Regions from separate parts of the Homo sapiens genome. Here regions 1 and 2 are each linked to region 3. Evidence: chromatin loops called from intact Hi-C (ENCODE). Cell type or tissue: endothelial cell of umbilical vein. All regions are shown on one strand.

Region 1 (8,000 bases), 780 kb before region 3:
TTTAAGCCCACTGATTCTTTCCTTGGCCATGTCTGATTTACAGGTGAGTCATCAAGGGAATTATTTATTTCTGTGCAATTCTTTTTTAATTTCTAACATTTTATTATATTTTTTATTTTTATTTTTGAGACAAAGTCTTGCTCTGTCACCCAGGTTGGAGTGCAGTGTCACAATCTTGGCTCACTGCAACCTCTGCCTCCCTGGTTCAAGTGATTTCCATGCCTCAGTCTCCCAGTTAGCTGAGGCTACAGGCCCCTGCCACCACACCGGCTAATTTTTGTGGGTTTTTTTGTTGTTGTTGTTTTGTTTTTTTGAGATGGAGTTTCCCTCTTGTTGCCAAAGCTGGAGTGCAATGGCACGATCTTGGCCCACTGCAACCTCCGCCTCCCAGGTTCAAGTGATTCTCCTATCTCAGCCTCCTGAGTAGCTGGGATTACAGGAACGCAACACCACGCCTGGCTAATTTTTTGTATTTTTAGCAGAAACAGGGTTTCACCATGTTAGCCAGGATGGTCTTGATCTCCTGACCTCAGTTGATCTGCCTGCCTTGGCCTCCACAGGTGTGAGCCACCTCATCTAGCCTCTAGGATTTTCTTTTTATTCTTTCTTAGAGTTTCAATCTCCTTGCTTACCTTACCTACCTGTTCTTTCATGCTGTTTTATTTTTCTTTAGAACCATCAACATATTAATTACGGTTATTTTAAATTCCTGGTTCTCTTTACCCTCATGTCTCTGCTGTATCTGAATCTGGTTCTGATGCTTGCTTCGCTTCCTCTCTTCAGATTGTATTTTTTTCTTGTCTTTTAGCATGCTTGTGTTTAATTTTTTATTGAAAGCCAGACATGTGACATCAGGTAGTAGGAACTGAGATAAACAGTCCTTTAGTGTGAAATTTTATGTTTATCTAACTAGGAGTTAGAAAGTGTTTAGTGTTTGTTATACCTGTAGATATCAGTCTTCAATAGTATCTAGTGTCCTTGCTTTTTCTCCACTGTTAACTTTGAGTTTCCCTGGAGATTTCATAAATGGATTTTGTGTCTTGCAGCTTGTTCAATTGTGGTTCACCGTTATTATCCTGGAGCTCTGTTGTTGTAGTGGTAAGATACTGGGGAGGAGAAGTGTTCTACAATAATACAACTAAGTCTTTAGAGGGGGTTCTCTCTCTCTCTCTCTCTCTCTCTCTCTCTCTCTTTCTCTGTGTGTGTGTGTGTGTGTACGTGTGTGTGTGTTTCCCAGTAGACCAAAGCCTCTGGTGGTACTTTTTTTTTTCTTCTACTCAAAGCATGACAAAGTTTTCCTCTGATCCTCACAATGAGAACCTGGTGAAGGTCCCAGAGGAAAAAACTTTAAAAAATATAGGATTCACTCCCACCCCAGACCAGGAATGGGTCCTGGGAGTTTTTAACTCTTCAGGCAGTCCTCACTTTGGTTCTAGCACTTATACTACTACAGCAGCAGGCTTCTCCTCCTCCTCTCCCCACAAACAATACAATGTATTTTCCGCTCTCTTCAGTTTTCTTGGCAGCTGTTTGCTCTGTGATGTCAATTCTCGTATGGATCTAAGAGCTATTTTAGGCTTTTGTCAAAGCCTCGATAATGAACAGAGAGAGCCTCTATAAAAGAAATTATTTTTATTTGAGAGTGAATATTGCAATGGGAATATACATGTCATAGTAAATAATGAGCATATTCAGGGAGGTAAAGGAAGACAAAGGTTCTTAAAGAGAAAGTGGGAAGGGTTATATAATTATTTTGAGATAATTATAGGGTTAATAGCAAGGATAGCACCAGGCTAAGGCTGCACAGGCAGTTGCCAAGCAGATATCCTCACAGAAGTATTATTTGTGTGTAAGCCTGTGATGGCCTTTGTGCAAGGTTGTGGTGTTTGCAGTCTTTTGTGATAGTTCTTGTTATTATGGATGCATGCACGAAAACCCTCCCCTTGCAGCCTTCTCCACCTCCATTTGTTAGGGTTTTTAACACAAGTGTGTCCATTTTTATTCTAATAACACATTCTATTTTTTTTCTCAGTTGGGTGAAGTGCATTTGTAGTTGCTCATTGAAGCATTTTATGATTTCTGCTTTAAAACTCTTTGTCAGATAGTTCTAATATCTCTGTCACTTTGGCATTTGCCATGCTTGTCTTTTTCCATTCAGTTTGAGATATTTCTAATTCTTTGTATAACACCAGATTTTTTATTAAAATCAAGACATTTTTGTGTTGTGTTATGAGACTCTCAATCTTATTTGCATATTTTCTTTTTAGCTGTATAATTTGACATGCCTTCAGCTGGGGAAGAGGAGCCACCTTATTATAACTAGGTGACGATAGCAACTCAGACTCTCCAATGGGTTTCCATTGAGACCAAAGGGGATGATGCCTTGTTACCTTAGACAGTGATGGGAGTTCCTGTTCCCCACCAGGTATCCAATGATGCTTTGCTGTTTAAGAGGGGTGGAAGTGTCTTGTCACTGCTCCCTAAGTAGTCTCCACTGATACTGCAGTGGGAATGGTGTTATTACCCTCTGGTGATGGTGAAAGTATTGACTCTATCCAATACGTCCTCTGACTCGACACTGGGGACGGAGAGGGAGTCCTTGTTAATGCTGGTGAGGGTGAAAGTCCAGGCTCTCTGCATGGTTTCCATTGCCATCATGGAAGACGTAGTACTGGAGCTGGCTATTACCTGGTGGAGATAGAGTTCCAGTTCCCTATGCAGCCCCCTTCAAAACCTCCCCAGCAGGGGAGTTGGGACATCTTTTTATAACCTGGCAAATGTGAAAGTCTAGGACACTAACTTGACAATTGTTGGTGGTGTCTGGTGGTAACAGAAAGGTTACTTTCTCAAACCTCTGTTTCCTTAGGCTTTCCCTTTCCTATTTGTTTGTGTCAAAGGAACAGGCTTTTGAGGGGCTTATTTTGTCTGCGTCCATTTGTCTGCTTCTAGGCTTCTCCAGCATCCTGCATGAAATATATGAGGCAAAAATAATACTCAGGAAGCTTACTGTGTTTCCAAATTTTTTGTTCTGAGACCCCTAACCAGTGTGACTTCTTTTTAGCTTTCAGGGTCTTCTTATATTTTATACATAATACCAAGAGTTTTCAGCAGCACATATCAGAAAGAACAGGGGAAAATATATCTAATGCATCTTCTTGGAAGTGTAGTTTTATCTAATTTTAAAAATGTAAAATATTTCAAATATTTAGACTATTATAGAGAATAATGTGAATGACATCCATAAACTATCCAATCATTTTACAACTGCTAATATTAAGCCTTATATACTTAAAATCCATGTTTTCTTTTGTTTTAATACATAAAACATTAAAGATACAGTTGAATTCTGTTCGGCACCTCTCTGTAATTTTTTTCCTTAATTTGCAGTGGCAGCACACTTAGTGTTTACCATTCCCATAAATAGCTAATATGTGTTTTTCTATATTTATATATACATATTTATTATACAGTAGTCCCCCTTTGTTCACCAAAGATATGTTCAAAGATCCCCAGTGGATGCCTGAAACTGCAAATAGTACTGAACCCTATATATATTATGCAGAAATTTATTTTACCTTTTTAAAAATTTCACAGATAGAAGGTTTGTTTTTTCCACAGATCTTAGCAACCTCAGCATATATTTTTTTATTTTCCTTATTAAGTCAAGAGCTTTCGCCTTTTCAGTTAAAGGAAATATACATTATGGCTTCTCTGTAGCATAGCAAAATTGTCAGCATCACTATTCTCGTGCTTTGGGGTCATTAGTAAGTAAAATAAAGGTTACCTGAACACAAGCACTGCAGTACTGCAACAATAAATCTGATAACCTGGATGATGACTAAGTGACTAAGGGGCTGGTAGCACGTAACATGGATAAGTTACACAAAGGGATGATTCACTTACAGGACATGATGCAGCAGTAACTGAGATTTTTATCAAGCTACTCAGAACAGTGCACGATTTAAAATTTATGGATTTACTTGGTGTGGTGGCGCATACCTATAATTCTGGCTCCTCTAGAGGCAGTGTGCTATGATTACCCTATATGACTGTACTGCAACCTGGGAAACATAGTGGGATCATGTCTCAAAAATAAAAAGATTTTAAACATTTATGAATAATATTAAGTTCTATTTGTTTCTAAACATAATTACTTAGGGTAAATTTTTTGATGAATTATATGTTTGTAAGATTTATTCATGCTGATAAGTGAAAAGTTTGTTGTTTAAATTTCATTTTTGATTGGCTAAATATTGAGTGATTTACTTATGATATTGTGTATAAGTGCCTTTTTCTTCATCTCTCTCTCTTTTATATTTTTATTAGTCTCAATGGAAGTTTGATTACGTTCAAATTTTTAATCCAAAGTCTCAGATTCATATACCTTCAGTCACTACTATGGTTTGAATGTTCTCTCTAAAACTCGGGTTTAAATTTAATGGACATTGTGACAGTATTAAGAGATGGGATCATTAAGAGGTGATTAGATCCTTTCTCCTTAATGGATTAATGCAGTTATCATGGGAGTGGGTCAGTGGTCTCAAGAATTCATCCCCTTTTTCCCACAGGTGATAGGTAATGAAGATCTTCACCGGAATTGGCCTCTTGATCTTGGACTTTCCAGCCTCCAGAACTGCAAGCCAAATAAACATATTGTGTATAAATCATCCAATCTGTGGTATTCTGTTATAACAGCAAAAAGTGAACTGAGACAGTTTATTCTTTAGGTAGGACTTTTGTTTTCTAATTGCCTAATGTCACTCAATCTCCAAAGTTTTAAATCCAAACTTTTAGATTTATAACTTATGGACTTAAAAATCCATTCCTATTAGGCTAGTCACTTTCTAGTCCTTTGAGATAAAGTGATGAACAATATGAATATGGCTTTTGCTCTTATCATATGTATAGTCTAATGCAACAAGAAGTTATTGAGAAACGTTAACACTGAAGAGTAATATGAAAGGAAGATTGCAGGATGCCAAGTCAACCTATACGAGAGAGGTATCTATGAAACAAAAAGAAATCCTTTCTGAAGAAATATTATTATATGAAACCTTCTGTTGGCCAGAATAAAGAGAAATCGGGTGGGAATATTCTAGGCAAAGTGAGAAAATGAGAAAATTCCCAGTGAAGTGTGGAGCACAGGATGTTCAAGGGACTGCAGAAAGGATGATCTTTTGATCATCCAAATCCTAATCAAATTATGGATGAAATGGCATGGAAAAGAGATAATAGGCAACCATAGGAAACATTTTGTTTTTTTTTTTTTCAAAACAGAAATAATGGGTGTAGATAGAGCAATACTGAAAAAAAACCCCAAATTCTATATTTTATATATTTGTCCCCTCCAAAACTCATGTTGAAATTTTACCCCCAGTGAGGCTGTATAGAGTTGTGGGGCTATTAAAAAGTAATCGGGTGATAAGAGAAGAGTTCTCATGAGTGAATTGATCCATTCATGGATTCGTGGCTTAGTTTACTAATGGATTATTACAGGAGTGGCCTGTAAGTGGTTTCATAAGAGGAGAAAGATACCTGAATTCACTGTATAAGTCCTCTCACCATGTGATGCACTGTACCACCTCAGGACTCTGCAGAAAGTTCCCACAACCCAGAAGAATCTTACCAGATGTGGTCTCTCAACTTCAGAGTTCTCACCCTATATAACTGTAAGAAACAAATTTAATTTCCTTATTGATTTCTTAGTTTCAGGTGCTCTGTTATAAGCAACAGTAAAATGGATTAAGACACAAAATTGGTGCTGATAATGGGGCTGTTGCTATTAAAGAATATCTGAAAATGTGGGATAGCTTTGGAATAGGATAATGGGTAGAGGTTGGAAGAGCTTAGAAGATAAGGCTAGAAAAACCCCGCATTGACTTAAATAGTATATTAAGGGTAACTCTGGTGAGGGATCAAAAAATAACAAAATGACTAGAGAAAGTTTGAAATTTCAAAAAGATTGGTTAATTAGTTGTGACCAAAAATCTGATAAAAATATAGGCACTATAGTCCATTCTAACCAGGTCTCAGATAGAACTGAGGAACCAAGGTATTGGAAGCTGGAGTAAAGACCAGCTTTATGTTGTTATAAATTGGCAAATAACTTGTCTGAACTATGTCCATAAGGGCTTTGTGGAAGGATGAACTTCAGAGAGATGAATACTAACATATCTAGCAGAGGAAATTACTAAGCAAAATTTAGAAGGAGCTGCACGTTTACTTTTGGCTGCTTGCACTGATTCAGCAGCAAAGAAACAATTTAAAGATAGATTTATAATCTGAAATGGAAGCAGAACAAAAAGTTTAGAAAACTCTCAGCTTGGTCATGTAAATAGTGAACACCTGTGTTCAGGAGAGGAAACCAAGGATGTGGCCCAGGGATCATTTGGTAATGGAATTAGCCCAGGGACACAAAAATGAAGAGTATAAACTATGGGGACTCCCTCCAAAAGAGGGGAGAGTAGGAAGGATGTGTGCACTGAAAATGCTTCTATTGGATACAGTGTTCAATATTTGGGTGATGGGTACACTAAAAGGCCAACCCCCACCATTACACATACAATACCCATGTAACTAAGAAGACTATGTGCTCCTTGAATCAATAATTTAAAAAAAAGAAGAGAGCCAGCTGCAATTTCTAGAGACAATGAAAGACCCCAAAAGCATTTCAGAAAACTCTGAGGCTTCCCCTCTCATCACAGTCTCAGAAGCCTAGGAGGGTAGGATGGTTTGGGGCATAGGTCCACAGCTTGCTCCATAGGCTTACTTTCCAGAGCCACTTTGAGATTCTGCTCCTTGAAATCCCATCCAGTGCTTCTTAGCCACACCTGCTGTTGCATAAATAGGTCCAGGTAGAGACTGATATTACCCTTCACTCAAGAAGATACAAGCCATAAGCCTTGGGACACCTACATGGTGTTAATTATTCAGGCTTACAGAAAGCAAGGGCTATGGCGGTCAGGCAACTTCCATGCAGATTTCAAAGGATGTCACTGAAAGTCTGGGAGCCAAGCCTGAGATTTGTCACAGGGGCAGAGCTACCATAGAGAGACCCAAATAAAGTGAAACAGAATGGAAAGGCAGGGTCAGAGACTTACCACTAGTGCAGTGCCTAGTGGAGCCATGACAGTAGGATTGCCACCAGGACCTCCGAACTGTAGAGTCACTGGCAATACGCAATACTTGCCTGGGAAATCTTCAGGTACTTGACTCTAGCCTGTTTGGGCAGCTGTGTTGGCTGCACCCAGTAAAGCCGTAGGGACAGGGTTGCTTGAGGCCTTGGGCACCTGACCTCCAGTCTGTCCAGGAAATGGCACATAGAGTCAAAAGAAATTGTTCTCCTCCTTTAAGATTGAATGTCTGTCTTTTGGAGTTTTGCACTTGCTTGGGGACTGTTCCTACTTTCTTTTGCCTATTTCCTACATTTGAAATAGGAATACCTATGCCAGGCTTGTACTATCATTGTGTCTTAGAAGTAACTAACTTATTTTGATTTTACAGGTTTACAGAAGGAGACTCTGAACTTTAAACTTTTGACTTGGTACTGGAACGCGTTAAGACTTTAGGGCAATGAGATTAGATGAATATGAAAAGCACATGAGTCTTGAGGGACTATGGGCAGAATGCTATGCTTTAAATATTTGTCCCTTCCAAAATGCATGTTGAAATTTAATCCTCAATATGGCAGTATTGAGAGGCGAGGTATTAAACAGATAACTGTGTCATGGGGTTCCTGCTGTCTTTAATGACTTAATTCACTCACAGATGAATAGATTCATGGGTTAATGAATTAATGGGTTATTATGGGATTGGCATTAGTGGCTTTATATAGGGTAAAAGAGAGACCTGAGCTGGCATCCCCAGGCCCCTCCTCATATAACACCTTGTACTGCCTTGGGACTCTGTGGAGTTCCCACCAGATGCACTCCCTTAACTCTGGATTTTCCAGCCTCCAGAACTGGAAGAAATACATTTTGTTTATTTATAAATTACCCAGT
Region 2 (8,000 bases), 450 kb after region 3:
GCTTGGCTTGGTTGCTGTCTTCAAAATTGATGACTCTGGTTGCAAGTATGTCTGAAAAAAGGCCAGCTTAATACATCGTTTTAATTCTATCATAAAAATAAATGTAAATAATTAGACATTCGTGTTCTCTACATAAGAAGGACAGACTATAAATACATATAGGTTCTCTCAACTAAAGAAGACCTTAAGAATTATGCAGCCCAACTCCTTTATTTTTCCAAATGGAAACGTGAATTAGTGAATAAGTATTCACAGTAGTGCATTGACTTGTCCACTTTCCCACAACATTTGTAGCAAAGTAATGAATTTACTCCCATAGTAACTTAAAAGTTTAAAAAAAAATTAGTCAATCAATCAATCTATCAAATTGGTCATTTGGTATATCTGATCCAATGTTCTTCAAGACTCCTTCACCCTTGGCCCCAACCAAAACAATTTTCAATTTTCTCCAGTTGGAGAAAAAATTAAAAACAGACTCATTTGGTTTAAAACAGTTTGGACACTGAAGCCTTTCCCAGTGTCTTTAAGAGAATTGTTTCAGTGTTTCAGATTTCTGCAAACTTCCTCCTCTTACCCATGGTAAGAATATCCTTTTGCCCATGGACTGAAATATTTCTGATATTAAGTGTGCTCTCACTTCTTTAGCCCTCACTCACTACTTTGACCTCTTGATCATCACTGACATGCTAGCAATGTGGCTTAATTTGGAGAAAGGTTTAATCCACTGGGTTGTCCTCTCTAACTTGGTCAGCATCTAGCAGTAATCAGTGGCTGAGTTGACCTCATTTTTTTTTTTTTTTTTTGAGACAGGGTTTTGCTCTGTCACTCAGGCTGGACTGCAGTGATGCAATCATGGCTCACTGCAGCCTTGGCCTCCCAGGCTCAAGCACTCCTCCCACTTCAGCCTCCCAAGTAGCTGGATCTACAGGTGCTCACCACCACACTCACATAATTTTTTTATTTTTTGTAGAGATGGTTTGGCTATGTTGCCCAGGCTGGTCTCAAACTCCTGAGCTCAAGCAATCCTCCCACCTCAGACTCCCAAAATTCTGGGATTACAGGCCCAAGTCACCATGCCAGGCTGAGAGTTGACCTCATTTTAACTCCTACTTGTACTGTAGACCTCTCTGCATTCCTGTAACATCCTCCCTCAGACTCCTGGTGCAGGTAGTTCATCTGCAGAATCACCAACAAAACTGGCCACATGGCAGACTATCCAACTCCATTTAGCCACCTCCAAAGTCCCTCCTTAGAACAAATAGCTCTATTCATGCCACACATGAAGAATGACTCAGATACTGAACATCAGCCCTCTGTCACCACACTGTGCCACTGTGTTTCCCCCGATGTGGCCATCTTGAAGCTGTGCAGGGCAGTCATCCAAGGCAAACCCCTTTCAGAGTCCCAAACATTATTCTAGTCAAAAGCCCACATCCTTAGCTTTTCCAGACTGCCTATCTGTTTGGAGAGAAAACATGAAAACTCATGTGTCATCTGCCTCTCTTATTTCCTTTCTCATATTTCTGAAAGTCTCCCAGCTCTGCAGCCCCATAAGAAGAGCTTCAGACTTTTTCTTTCTCTACTCTATCCTCATTTCTTAGAATAAATCTGTCCCAAGGCCTACCCTCATTGATGGGCAGTATAAAATCTGTATGTTAAAGAAGAAACACCTTCAGCTGAGACTTCTGGATTTGACTTGATATTCTTTAGATAATCTTTAACATCTTACTGACTGCAAAATTCTGCTTGGAATAGTAAATCTCTTTGCACTTCATTTATAACAGTCCTAATCTCCTGACCACACTCGTGGAAAGATGGATGTTTCGGGCCCACTAGGAGGAAAATCAGGGGCAGCATGATACAAAAAAGTGATGGCACAATCTCTGTGGGGTGCTAAGAAAATTAATTAATTAATTAGTTTAATTCAGAATTGGTACATTTCAGGGACTGCAATCCTACCCTGTATTCTAAAATGCCATGAAAAGTATAAAGAAGCAGTTATTTCATATGAGAAGAATCAATCTTTGTTAGAAACTTTGTGTCCTAAGACAAACTTATGCTTTTCACCATTCGATAATGTTCCATCTGAGCTTACCCGTTGTGTAGGAAAAACAAATAGGGGTATTATGACCTGAAAAAACAATTTATTTAGGGGAGTTGGAGAGGGTAGAGAGTGGAATAAAAGTTGAATGGTAAAATATGAAACCAAGAGAAAACTGGGTCAAGTTTAACAAGTGGAAATGAGTAGAAAAGCAAGAATGATTTTTTAAGGGGCTTGAGAAAATTGAACATTCTAAGACAGATATATAAAGAAATTGGAAAGACTCTTGGGAACAACAGGAAAACAGCTAGAAATTATTTTCCTATAAAGTAATAATACTTTCCACATAGGAAGCTGGATTTAAGAAACTCTATTTTTCATAGAGAGTCTATATACCTTTCTTAAGGGGAATCAATGGTAGTCCAGTTAGGGAATTACGTAAATCTATCAAAGAACTGGAACACTTTTATTACTATGTGATTTGAAACACAGCACATGCGGCTTATCTAACAAACTTAGTAGAGCATATTCTTTAGAGTGTAGTGTCATTGAAATGCAAATGGTATTTGCAATGCAGAGGAGAAAGGTTTGACGTTATTGTTTTGCCCTTTGAGATACAGTGTGTTCCTAGCAGGCTGTTCTTTACCTTGTTTGGAAACCAGTTAGCACAGCTTCTGACTACCTAAATGCTCTGTATCATTTATTTTTGGTCTGTACGAGATTTTAATTTTATTACTTCTTTCATTTTTCCTGGTTTTCTTTTTCTGATAAATATTCGCTGGAGTTTTCTTGAAGTCTAATGAAAGAGGATATGTTAGCCTTGCATGTTTTACTAGATACATAACCACATAAAATATTTTGTGCTCATACATTTACTCAAAAATATTCATATAGTACCCAGTCCTTGCCAAGACCTATCCTAATCTATGATTTATGTAATTGGAATAGAATGAATGGCCCCTGACATCATGTGGTGTAAAGTCCACATGGGAGACAGCTATTACTCAAATGTCATGTGACTTTGTGCCAGAAGTACACCAATGTGAGAGACCCGAGTAAGCATAGTGGCATGGAACATTATTGTCTAGCATTTTAATTCTGCCTGAGCTAACAGATGAGAGATACATATCATGGAGCAAATATCATAAATATGTTTCCTTTTGAACGATCAATTTAAAAACTGTGTCTTTTCTCTGTATAGTCCTGAGCCAGAGCACATTGTTTAGTCAGAAGCTTTTGTACAGGACTCAATTATCTGGTGGTCCTGGGCATAGACTCATCTGGAAAAGAAAACAATTACAATAAATGATTCTCTAAGATATGTACATATTGGAAATAACAGTTTGCGTAGCAAAATCTTAAGATTTCAGTGGTAATTAAATATACCACAAATATATTTAAAGACTAGTGTTATTAATAAAAACCACAGTCTACTGCCACCAAGTGGACATTAATTTAGAGACCCCATTACTTTATACTTAGCCACACCGTTGGTCTTGGAATATCTCTATGGTTCCTGTGGAAATCAAAGTGATAGCCATCAAACAACATTCGCATCAAGTAGGCAGCCCTCACAAGCAAAGTTCTCTCTGGACATAAATTGTACTATTTCTGCAGACTCTGTTCCTAATGGAGTGTCTTTCTCTTCTTCATAAATGTTCTCTTTGTTACCCCAAATAGCAAAAATGAAAAACAAAAACAAACAACTTTTCACTTGCACTATAAAATTTAAAATAGAAATAATCTAATGTTCTGCCTGTACCTGACACTCAATGTGTTTTGTAGATTTCATTACCGTATCGCTGCTTCATCTGGTATTTTGCTCCTCCATTATGGTTCAACAGCTTTTCCCTTCTGATTTCCTATACTATTGTCTAAAAATCCTCATTGCTAGGTCCTATTAACCTCTAATTTCCTTTTCCTCTGAATGATTTTCTAAATGAAACAACAAGACATTTTCTACCCGTGTCTCTGAGATATCATTCTCATGACCCCAGAAAGTATGCATTGATAGTATCTAAACAACCTCATTGCTTCTGTTAGATCTCACCATCTCTCAGAATTGCTGCGTGATCAAGCTCTTCAATTCAGAAATTCTTCTTTCTGACCACAGCCTTCTATGATTTGATTTCTTAAGCTCCCATTTTACTTAGTGATGCTCTTTTTACAAAGAACACACTCTTGGGTGACTGGCGAGGTGGGGAGTGACTCATGATTTTTGGGTGGCTAATTTTGTTTAGATGAGTATAGGACTTAAAACTGGGACCTGAAAGATGTCATTAACCAAGTCAGAATACCTGATTTCAAGTGTAGCTTACAGAATTGAGGCTACACAGTCAGAGCTTCTTGGATAGGAATGAAGACCCCCTCTCCATTTGTTTCGCATTTTGACTTTTGTTTCTCTTTCCGTGGGACAGATCTCTTTCTCTCCTACTGCACACAGGCTACCTCCAGTGACTAGGGAAGATTACTATTACTACCAGCATCTCAGTCTAGCAATCCTCAGGGGTAAAAGTATTTCCTCCTATCAATGACCAAATAACAACCCCAGGGGACAAAATGTGATTGGTCCTGCTTGGGTCACATGCTTATGCCTTGGACCAATCATTGTTGCCGGGCAAATGAAGTAATATATTTGGTGAGGCTTGGGTCATATGTTTAGTTTTTGTGGCAAGGGCTCAGAAGGGAGGGAACCGAAGAGTTTACCAAAATGATTAGATAACCCACTTCACCAAGATCACTAATTTCTTTTTGTAAAACAACTTCAGGGGCTGCTTGATCTGTCACTCATGGAATTTCTGCCCTATCCTCTTCCCTTTTCCAGAAGGAATCCTTTGTTTAGCCATAATTTATGCTGTTTTATACTTTATCTCTCTTTCAAATTTTCCTTTAGTTTCTAATCATAGAAAACTCAGCAACGTGACTTCCCAATCCTAAATTATCAAGAAAATATTTGAATTGCCAGCTCTTCTTTTGAAGCAACTTGAGAGCCACCTTTCCCCTATCCCACCCTAGTCAAAGGAGAAAGAATTACTTGATAAAGCACACATTTATTGAGGGTGGCAGAGATTTCAGGTGAAGTAGCCGTCATTGGCTTAATCATTATCTTCAGGATTCTCTCTCATTCTACTCAACTGTGCTTTCTTCCCCAACTTTGATCTGATAGGCATTTCTTTGAGGCTATTGTGATAATTTGCAATTTCATAATCATTTAGGGGCTCTTTAATTGTCTCCCAATGATGAGCTTTTGAGAAATTGAAATTGAAATGGTTTGAATCAACCTAAAATTGCAGAAAACTTTAGTTTTATTAGCCTCCTCTGCGCCATACTTATGCAAAAAAAAAAAGTCTCTACAATACATCTATTAGAGAACAATTAGATGACCAGCAAGTTCACATCAATTTATTAAAATTAAATCACTAGGACATATTAGGAAACAATATTGTCAACCTCCAGTATTCTCCTCTCTGGGTCCTAAATTTATCACCTTTTAGGGCAAATTGGCTGCTCCATTTTGGATTCTGCCCAAGGCTCTCTTGATATGTAGACATTTCATTTGCATACAAAAAGGCACACTGCATGGCTTGATAAACCAACCATCTGGCCTAAGCAATTTATCTGGATTATTACTGAACTGTACAAAACTATGTAAATATATATTCCTAAAATTCCAGTTGCTCTCTTATCCATCTGCCTTACTGCCTTTCCCTTCAGCAACCCTGATTGTAGAAAGGATCATTTGCTCCCTCAACCCCTGACACACAGACACATGGATACATATGCACATATCTTCCTGCTCTATTGACTGTTGCTAGTGAAAGTCGAGTCATAAAGCCAGGCCAGTTGGTCCACTGCCAATGTATGCTGGTCAGACTCAGTCAGACTTCGTAGCTGATTAACATGCCTTATACTAATCTCTAGTTAAATCCCCATCACATTGTCTCATTTTTCTAAATGCTCATTCCAAAATGTTTGCATTCTCTTCCAGTCCTGGATTTCTTATTCTCGAAGGTAATCTATTTTATAAACTCAGTGCTAGGTTTGAATAAATAGTTTAATGCCCCTGTGTGTTATTTTTGACATTATAGATAACTTGATATAGGAACTCATTATATGATGTGAGTTTAGTTTTTTATAATTAAACTGTGATTGTGTGTCTAAAGTTCTTTTTTTTTTTTTTTTTTTGAGATGGAGTCTCGCCCTGTCGCCCAGGCTGGAGTGCAGTGGCACAATCTAGGCTCACTGCAACCTCTGCCTCCTGGGTTCAAGCAATTCTCCTGCCTCAGCCTCCTGAGTAGAGTAGCTGGGATTACAGGCGTGCTCCACTACACCCAGTTAATTTTTGCGTTTTTAGTAGAGATGAGGTTTCACCATGTTAGCCAGGCTAGTCTTGAACTCCTGACCTGAAGTGATCCTCCCACCGTGGCCTCCCAAAGTACTGGGATTACAGGCATGAGACACTGCACCTGGCCTAAAGTTCTTAATTAAAGGATCTCTTTAATTATTATTAAGCAAAACTGGATTTAGGAGATTCCAAGTGATGCCTTTAATTCACTACTCTATGTCCTTATTAATAAATACATATTTAAAAAAACCTATACAATATAGTGTATTTACAGCATGGAAGAGCAGAGACTCTGAAGCCAGACTGCCTGAGTTCAAATCCTGACACTTCTACTCAAATATGTGTGAGTGACTTTGGGCAATTTACTTACTCTTTCTGTGTTTCTATTTACTCGTCTACAACAATAATTTCTACCTCATCAAATTAAATTAAAAAAAAACGCTTAAATAGTTAACATTTGTAAATAGCTTAGAAAACACTACATTTAAAAAATAAACATTCCTAACCCACCTTCCACAAAAAGAAAGCCCACCTGCTTGGTCTTAATCTGTTGATATATAACTTTATTCCACACTTGGACTTAATGTGTTGATATATGACTTTATTCCACACTTATTCTTTCATCACAGGTGCAACTCCTGAAGTTAATACCCACTTTCTCACCACAATTCACTGACCCAACTCTTTTTACAGGCAGGTCTGCGTTTGAGGAGTTGCATCATCAATTTGGTTTATTTCAGTAGATGAATACATTGGAGTTTGGGGTAAAAGTTTTAGCCAATAATAATGCGTAACCATTTGGCTGCTTTTTAATATATCTCACTACAACATTGGCCATGGCCAGTGGCAAGCTGAGGATCCAGGACATCCAGCGTCCAGGCTACGTGCTCTCAGGGACACAACTATCAATACTGCATCTCCATGTCTTCAACTCCCAATTCTATCCACTACACTACCCACAGAAATTTGTATTCTACCCATAGTATTCCACCGAAACTGTTTTTCCAAAGTTATTGATGGATAATCTAATAGTTAAAGCTATCTTTCTTATTTTTACCACATCATTAGAACTTTGTTAGTTCCTTGTTCCTTAGATTTTATAACACTCTCTTAATTGTTGGAGTGTTTTTCTCATCATTTTTTTTTTGTCATCTTTATGGGCTCTTCTTTCTGTGCCCTCTACTTAAACCCTTACTTCACTATATGTTGAAATCCCCCTATTTATTCTGCCTTTAATCTCTATTCTTTTGAAACTGCAAATTTAGGCTCAATTTTCTTATTCACTCCCAAATTACGGCCATAGCCCAGTGGTAATTATGCCTGTATCATTTTTTCCCCAGATTACATCATCACGATACTAAATAGTTTCTCTGCACCTCTAGTCTCATCCCTTTCAAAGCCCTAAAGTAATCTACCTAAACAAATAGTGCTCTCATGGGTCTATATAATCTATAGAATAAATTCTAAATTATATAATAGAGTCCACATGACCCTCCACATTCTAGAATCTTTCTACCCCCGAACTTGCTCTGCAACATTTCTTGCCTTGCACATTGCTCTCCAACATCACCAAACATGTGGTACGGCTCACAAATAACACATATTGTTTTGTTT
Region 3 (8,000 bases):
TTATATGGTACATTTGTATGTGTATATAATAATTAAGATACATATTTTGAAGAAAAAATACTGAATCAATATATATGAGCATTCCAAAATTCGATAGGTATTGCTATATTGCTTATAAAAATGATATACAATTTAAAATCTTAAAATATTAAAGGCAGTGGATATGTATGATTTCCTATCCAACTTAGAATATTGCCTACATTTGTATTTTTGTGAATCGTACATGATTAGGATATTATTTGAAAAGGACACCTTTTAAGTATTAAAAAGCCATTTGAAGGTACTTTAACTTTGGCTGTGGAGGACTAACATACACAATAAACTCTAAATAAGCTAGAAAAATATTTATGTTTCAAGGCATCAGAGATCTACCCGGATAGTTTGCACTCAGAGTGAAGATATTGAAAAGAAGGCGCATGAAGAGATGTGACTGAAACTTTTTCAACATGAGGCATGTGCCAAAGCAGCACAGGGTCTGAAAAACGAAGTAGACCTATCATCAGTCTCCAGGGCATGGAAGAAAAAATCAATCTCAGGGCCTGCTACGGTAGAAGGGACATGGCAAATTCTCCAGGCTTTCAGATGTGACCAATTACATACCAGGAGTAACGACGCATCAAAACAGGCAAATGCTACAACCACTGAAACAGAGCTACGAGTAAGCTCAATTCCTCATTGGAATAAGCTAAGCTTTCCTCTGGAGAAAGTTAGTATTCAGAGTCACAAATTACTCCCAGCTTTTTTTTTTTTCTTTTAACACAAAAGGACTGGCATTCAGTAAAAAGTAACAATGATACCAGAATGTAAAATTAAATTATTAAAAACCAGAAAAAACATAAGAAACAGTAGAAATGGACCTCCAGGATAGTTGTATAATAGATGACAAGATGGACACTTTTATTGGAGGAATTGAAATCCAGAAAAAACAGAAATAGAAACTTCAGACATTCCTCTGTAGCAGTAAAAGTAAATATGATGGATCCAAACATATTAATTTGGAAAGATCTCATACATATTACTGAGTATACATAAAAGAAAAACTGAATTATATTTAGTTGTAATAAAACACTGCATCTTAATTATATTATTTACAGTAATATACAATAGTATGTGTTTTTGACCATTAAATGCACTGCAAATGCAAATGTGTAGAAATAGAACTGTAAGTACACAACACAAACCACTAAGTTTGGTAAGTTAGAAAGGGGATTTCAGCAGATGCTGGTCACTTTATCCATATAATCAGATTTGTTTACAAAGTGAAGGCATATCCTTTATGTAATATGAAAAGAATTGTTATACTAGAGAAATACCTGACTATAGGCTCTCTGTACTTAAACTCAGTGTCTGCCCTTCCTTGAGTCAGGGCAATGACAAATATAACAGAGGTCAGGTGTTGTTCATATTCTCAACTGTAACATTTTCATAAAGAAAAATCTATGTGGTGGGAAATGTTTAGTTTTCAACCTGTAGTTCTAAGTAAAGTCCTTTTCAGAAGGATGACTTCCTGATTTAAACAGAATTAATGAAATTATAAATATTTACAGAAAATGGCAGCTGTAGAAGACAGAAAAAAGAGCAGTTACTTTTTAAATATTTAAGTAACTTTCCTGTGATAGAGAATTTTAATATCTGAAAATTACTGGTTTTTCATAGCATCATATGAGTCAAGTTTTAGTCAACAAGATGTTAATGTGTGACAGCAGGATGCAATGGGGAGTAGAAATGATTATATTCTGCATGTGTATCAGGGTCTTTGACTCAAGTTCTTGGCCTTGGTAAAGAAATATAACCGATCTGGCCTTTGTTTACTTGTTCATGAAAAGAAAGGTAATGTGCTAATTCAGAAAAAGTAGAATTTGGAATTGAGAGCAAGAAATTTGGTAAAGTAATAACAGAGCTATAAATTCTCCATGTTACTTTGTTACACGTAAGAAAACAGATATACAAAAGTATTGGTCCTGCATTTACTCCCATTAGTAAATTCACTTATAATTATATATTATTAGTATTTCATGACAACAATTTTATAAAACCTGTTATTATGAATAAACTGACTCACACAGAAGATGTAGATAATCAAGATGAAATAATTTTTGTTGTTTATATTTCTGAAGCTGGTTCTCTTTTCAGAAGGTGGTGAATTGTGAATTTAGTTGTATCTAGTATTCTAAATAATATTTTTCAATACTAAGTGATAGCAGGATACTCAGATATTAAAAGCATGTTCTCTTTGTCATTAATAGCCTTGGACAAATATTTACCATGAGGGTTATTTTTCTTCTCTACAATGTGATGATAATGGTACCAGTTGCATTAGATCATCGAGAGACAACTCATGCAAAGCACTTAGCACAGTTCCTAATCATAGTTAGTACTTGGTAGATACTTGTTATAAAGAGAATTATTTCCAGATATATGATTGTAAGTATTTCACCCACTTTTATATCATATGTTCCAAATATTCTTTCCAATATAAAAGAAATATTTTAACAAAGCTAGTGTCTTCTTTAATATAGTCAACAAAAGAAACACCTGTGATCCTTAGGGGCAATCTGTAATGATGTATGTAGTTCTAAAATGTTAATATTGGTTAAGGGTCTCTTACACATTAAATTTTCTTGACTTTTTCATGAAAACATTTACAAATGTGTAAACAATGAGTACATTTGCAACTATTTGAATTTCAAAAGTAATCAAAACATTTGGCATCATCATTTTTTTCCTGTTAAAGACCAATTTTATGAATGTAACTTATGGCTTCTAGGAGGTTTGAAATTATCAATAGGGAAATAATTAGTAATTAATAAAATCAATTATATACTATATTATTTAATACATTAGTGAATGTTTATTATTTTATATATTACATATAATAATGAAAACTTAGAATCAGCTTAAATACCCGGAAGAGAAGATGGTTAAATACATTCGAGAACAAAGATAAAATACTACATAATCATGAAATTAATATTTCAAATGACTATTTAATGACATGTAGAAGGAATCAATGGTGAATTTTGTGTAAATGATGAGGGACAGAGAGGTGTCATAGGTAATTTCTAACTTATTGATTTGCAAAGTAAATGCATTGGGGTTGGAGATCATGAGCTCTATTTTGGTCCTACCTGAATAGATATGGCTGAATAAATTATGCAGGAGCTAGAGAACAAAACTGGGCTAAGAAGAAAATCAGTGGCATCAGCATACAGTGATAATTACAACCATAGGCACACCTGAGAAAATGTAGGGAGCTATGCTTTAGCTCTCCAGGAGAAAAGAAAAGATCCAAAAAGACTTCAAGGGCTTCAATTTAAAGAAAGCTGAAAGGTGAAATGTGGTTATTTTGATTAACATGGCATGTCACCATTCACAAAATAAAATGCACAACATCGCACTCGCTGTTTATCTGCAGTTACTACAGAGTCATTTTCCTATCCCTGTCTGGCATGAGTGTAATAGTTTGGCTCAAATAGGATGGATAAATAATTGAGACATGTTGATAGATATTTGATCAATGCCTGTAACACATGCTTTCCCACTCGTTGTAAAGTTCCATGCAGTGCATTAAGAGATAAGTAAATACATGCCTAATTCCAAGGTCGCAAATTCTCTACACACTTTATGCTGTGTGAAGTCTCTTGCCTAGGACTGGCTACTTTTGATCTGTTGTTTCATACACAGTCTTCATCTGTGCTGAGCCTGTAGATTAAAGCCTCACTTAAATGTCTGCCTGACTATTGTTGCTGCTTTTGTTTCCCCCAGACACTGATTTTCCAGAATAAATGATCTCATGTCTCCAAAGTGAGCTTCCCTTATACACAAATTTCATTTTTTAATCTTCTTAATTTTCTGAAACTTAAAAAAAATAAAAAAGACAAAGCTGAAGACAACATATTGGTATTTAAGAAACACTTTTGAAGGCAGAGAGAAGAAACAAGGGGAGGGGTCCCCTGTTGATACAAACTGCCCTGGAACCATTCTGTATTCATTCTTCCCCTCACTTAAGATGCAATCACAGTGTCTCCTGTGAGACTTAATTAAGCTACGGGCTCCCTCTGGCTGCCGCCTCCCATTTCTGACGTGCCTCATTCCTCTGAGAAACACAGAAGAATTTTCGCAGCTTTTCCTTCCTTCCTACTTTCTTTCTATTCCATTCTCCAAAGTATCAACCATTCTTGAGGATTTTGGAGGCTCTTTTTTTTCAGTAATTTTAAGAGAAAGAAGTGGTAAACAGAAGAAAAAAATGGATTAACACTGGGAAAATGTTACAAGCATGCAAATGGTACTAGGATTTTGTTTACTTTGTTTTCTCTTTTCATCTTGCTTCTTCAATAATGTATCTCTTGTTTTTATTTGGCAAAAAAGGTGTATCCATTTTTGGTATATCATTTACCCTCTGAGCTGATGATTGTTTTGTTTTTGTTTTCATTTCTGTTTGTTTGTTTTTAATATATGGGATTCTTCACTCCTCTGTAGCTTTAGACTTTTTAAAGAGAGGTGCAGATACCATCTATATTTGTTGAGCGCTTACTATGTGCTCTACACATAAGATCTTTATGTGTATCAACTAATTTAATTTTCATAACAAACACATTTTACAGTGAGGAAATTTAGGACCAGAGGAAATTGTCCCCATTCATACAGCTAGCAGTGAGAGATAGAATCAGGATTCAATGCTTGAACTCTGACACCTGTGACCTAGATGTTACCCACCATTCCCTGTTGTAAAAGTAGCTCCAAGCAATAACATTTGGTAATCAGCTTGAATGGTAATCTTATGTGAAGCTAAACTTCACTTCAGAGTAAGTTACAGCGAGTACTTCCAATGTTTCTCTCCAAACATATTCCAGTGAGATATTAACAGGTATTACAAGGGGAAAAGAGTTGCCCTGTAAGGCAAGTTTGAAAAGCTGAGATTAAGAAATACCAGTTTGCTTTCAGGTCTTTAAAACCCTTAATCTGGGCTGGGCACAATGGCTCATGAGGTCAGGAGTTGGAAGACCAACCTGGCCAATATGGTAAAACAACGTCTGTACTAAAAATGTAAAAAAATTAGCCTGGTGTGGTGGCACATGCCTGTAGTCTCAGCTACTCAGGAGGCTGAGGCAGGAGAATCGCTTGAACCTGGGAGGTGGAGGTTACAGTGAGCCAAGATCACACCACTGCACTCCAGTCTGGGCAACAGAGTGAGACTCTGTCTCAAACAAAACAAAACAAAACAAAACAAAAAAACCTTTAATGTGATAATGCACATGTAACTCTAGAGGTTGGATACATAATGCATTGTTTTCCAATCATATTTGATAAAACATACTTTTGGAAAAACATCAATTCATTAAGAGTTCAAATACCCATTTCAAAAACTCAAATTCAATTGTTTCTCCCTCTCTGACTAGCTCAAGAAAGTGCTGTTTCACACTAGAATATCCTTTCAAATCCTTCCCTCGCATCAAAAATGTTTATTCACAATGTGAGACTCGCTTTGCTTGAATAAGAATAAAAACCTTATTTTCAATTCTTCCTAATGTATTGTCACAGTATGTACCAAGAGAGTTGTTAGTTTGGGTAATACTAGGTACTATAACATATAGTCTCTAATACCTGAAATAAAACAAAAGTATTTCTGGCTAATGTCAGAGTTCAAAGCATTGCTCGATGTGCACAGATCACTGCTTTTCATGTGGTGATTCAGGTATGAGGCTTCTTCTGTTTAAGACCACATCTAATATAATTCTAGCTGTTGAAGGAAAAGTATGGGGAATGAACACCAACTTTTTTAAAAACCTTGGCCTGGAAATGACACACGTCACTTTGGCTCATATTTCACTAGTTTAAAAAAAAAAAACAAGAAACCACTAGTCGTATGTCCACTTCTAGATGCACAAAGACTGTGATGTACTGACTGAATAGCTATTTTTTAGGGATAATTTTAGAGGATATAAGTGGAAATACAAAACTGGGAAGACTATTTATCATCTCTACCATCAGAATTGCATATATTGGCCAATATTGCATCAATTTCTACATTCCTTTTTAACATGCAAAGCCTGTAAAGTGATACAGAAATTCCAAAGTTGATTCCATACATTTTTCAAATGATTACCACAAATAAAATGACCAGTTATTATCACTGCCATAGCACTATGCCAATAATGGATTGCAGACCGAATATTTCCACTGAATAAGGATTTTCTAACACATATTACCCAAAATAGCTTATAAACATAAAGCCTTTTTAAAGAAAATTTTGTGAAATAAGATATATTTACATATAGATTTATATTATTATTGGCTCTGTTTATTTCACAAAACTTACTTTACTTTTTCTAACATCATTCCACTCTTTAGAGATTGGTGAAACTCTATTTTAGATGTGACTAGTGAATCAAGTTAGTACATGATTTGATAGAATTGACCAGAACATAACTGATTGCCTATTGGGGTAGAGTGGACACTAGAAAGAATAGGGAAAGAGGACACGAAGCTGGGGCAGAAGAGGAAACTGAGAAGCGGCTGGGGCTGACTCAGCCACAGTTTACCAAAGAAAATTCATTATAAGGGTAAGATTCAATCTCCAGATAAACAGTCAAAATAAGAGAGCAACATAATCAAAGTAATTTCTTTGTCAACCTTTCACATATCAAGCTGGTCTTTCTCTTCATATCAATTATGCCACACTGTGGATTAGCCAAGGTGAGGTCTCCTATTTAGTTTGTCATCATCTTACCTAGCACTTGGCATAGGGGCTAGCATAAAATACAAGTTTAAATACTCTTTGAAATATAATGTGAATTATGAATGAATGAATGAATGAATGAATACATTGAACTTCAATGGCTAGTTGGCAAACAGAGCACACAACCAAAAATCTGGAGAAATCTACATTAATTTTCCCAAGGAAGAAAATGGTCAGAATGGGCTTATAGCATCCCATTATTCTCTCAAATAGCACCTGTGATATTATGACATAATAAGAAATGCATATTTGGTCTTCTTCCCCAGTTCCTGGCACAGAGCTCCTAACATTTTTGGGCTTTCCTGAGTGATGTGGTGAGAGGATCATCTCATTATTTATAATAAGTCCCTTTAAAATATACCTGAGTTTATGCAAATGAGGTGAATCTTGGAGAATGGGAACTGTTTGCCAACCAATCATGTGATTGGAGGGTTGGAAATTTCAGTCCCACCTCCTGCCCTCTGGGGAGTGGAGAGGCTCTGGAGATTGGGTTCAATAACCAATAGCTGATGTCTTAATCAATCATGCCTGTGTGATGGAACATACACAGAAATCCTAAATGATAGAATTCGGAGAGCTTCTGGGTCATTGAACACACAGAGGTTCTGGAACCAGTAAATGTAAGTAAAGTGTTTCCCTGAGTTCTGGGAGTCATTCTAGCAAATTATCAAACCCAAGAAAGGGGTTGTAGAAAGACCTGATTTGCAGCTGGTTGGTTGGAAGTGGGGAGGCCTGGGCTCAAGACTGGCATCTGAAGTGGAGCCAATCTTGACGGACTAATCCATTTACTTGTGGAATCTATACTAACTCCTGGTAGACAGCATCAGAATTAGACTGAATTATAGGATACCAATTAGTATTTGAAGATTTGGAGACTTGCTTAGTATGGAACAGACACACATTTGGTGTGAGAAGTGCCATGAGAATACAGAAAAAAGTTTGCTGTTTTTTAAAAATTTTCTAGCATCTATAACACAATCCTTTGTAATTGGCCTTCATCTCACGTTGCCTTTACGTTAAATAATGGCAGAATCATTTTAGTTTTAGTCAAAGTTACACCTACAGAATCTAACAGATTTTAGCACATAAAACTTGTTTCTTAAATAAATTCTGCCTTGAGGTGAAATTCCTATCTCAGTTCTTAGATGATTGATTTGGTTTGTTCTATGAAACACGATTTGAATGAATCCTTTTCTAGTTTCCAGACTTGGGACAGAATTCTGACACTAAAATGGCAAAGAGAAAACAGAGAAAAATTAAG

What was found. A loop is a pair of places that touch in the nucleus more often than their neighbours do. Peaks named below come from ENCODE experiments on the same cell type or tissue, not always from the same donor. Only the 100,000 strongest peaks of a DNase experiment are listed, where the experiment ranks them.
Region 1: a loop joins it to region 3, with 11 times the contacts of the local background. A loop is called at or near these places in 2 of 110 quality-filtered maps.
Region 2: a loop joins it to region 3, with 7 times the contacts of the local background. A loop is called at or near these places in 5 of 110 quality-filtered maps.

The regions. Positions count from the first base shown.
Region 1 is chr1:188,702,854-188,710,853 of GRCh38, reverse strand. No RefSeq gene overlaps it. Among named protein-coding and RNA genes, the nearest start is that of LINC01035, 200 kb to the left of the region's middle. RefSeq lists an enhancer at 3,215-4,414. In endothelial cell of umbilical vein, a CTCF peak has its summit at 4,028; DNase peaks (open chromatin) are centred at 1,503 and 3,883; H3K27ac peaks cover 3,712 bases.
Region 2 is chr1:187,472,341-187,480,340 of GRCh38, reverse strand. LINC01037 (long intergenic non-protein coding RNA 1037) reads right to left here. Exons shown (of 3, transcript NR_132374.1): 3 at 3,119-3,321. Among named protein-coding and RNA genes, the nearest start is that of LINC01037, 33 kb to the right of the region's middle. In endothelial cell of umbilical vein, a CTCF peak has its summit at 3,510 (motif pointing left); a DNase peak (open chromatin) is centred at 3,490.
Region 3 is chr1:187,924,548-187,932,547 of GRCh38, reverse strand. No RefSeq gene overlaps it. Among named protein-coding and RNA genes, the nearest start is that of LINC03121, 290 kb to the left of the region's middle. RefSeq lists an enhancer at 3,801-4,302. In endothelial cell of umbilical vein, a CTCF peak has its summit at 4,098; a DNase peak (open chromatin) is centred at 4,047; H3K27ac peaks cover 252 bases.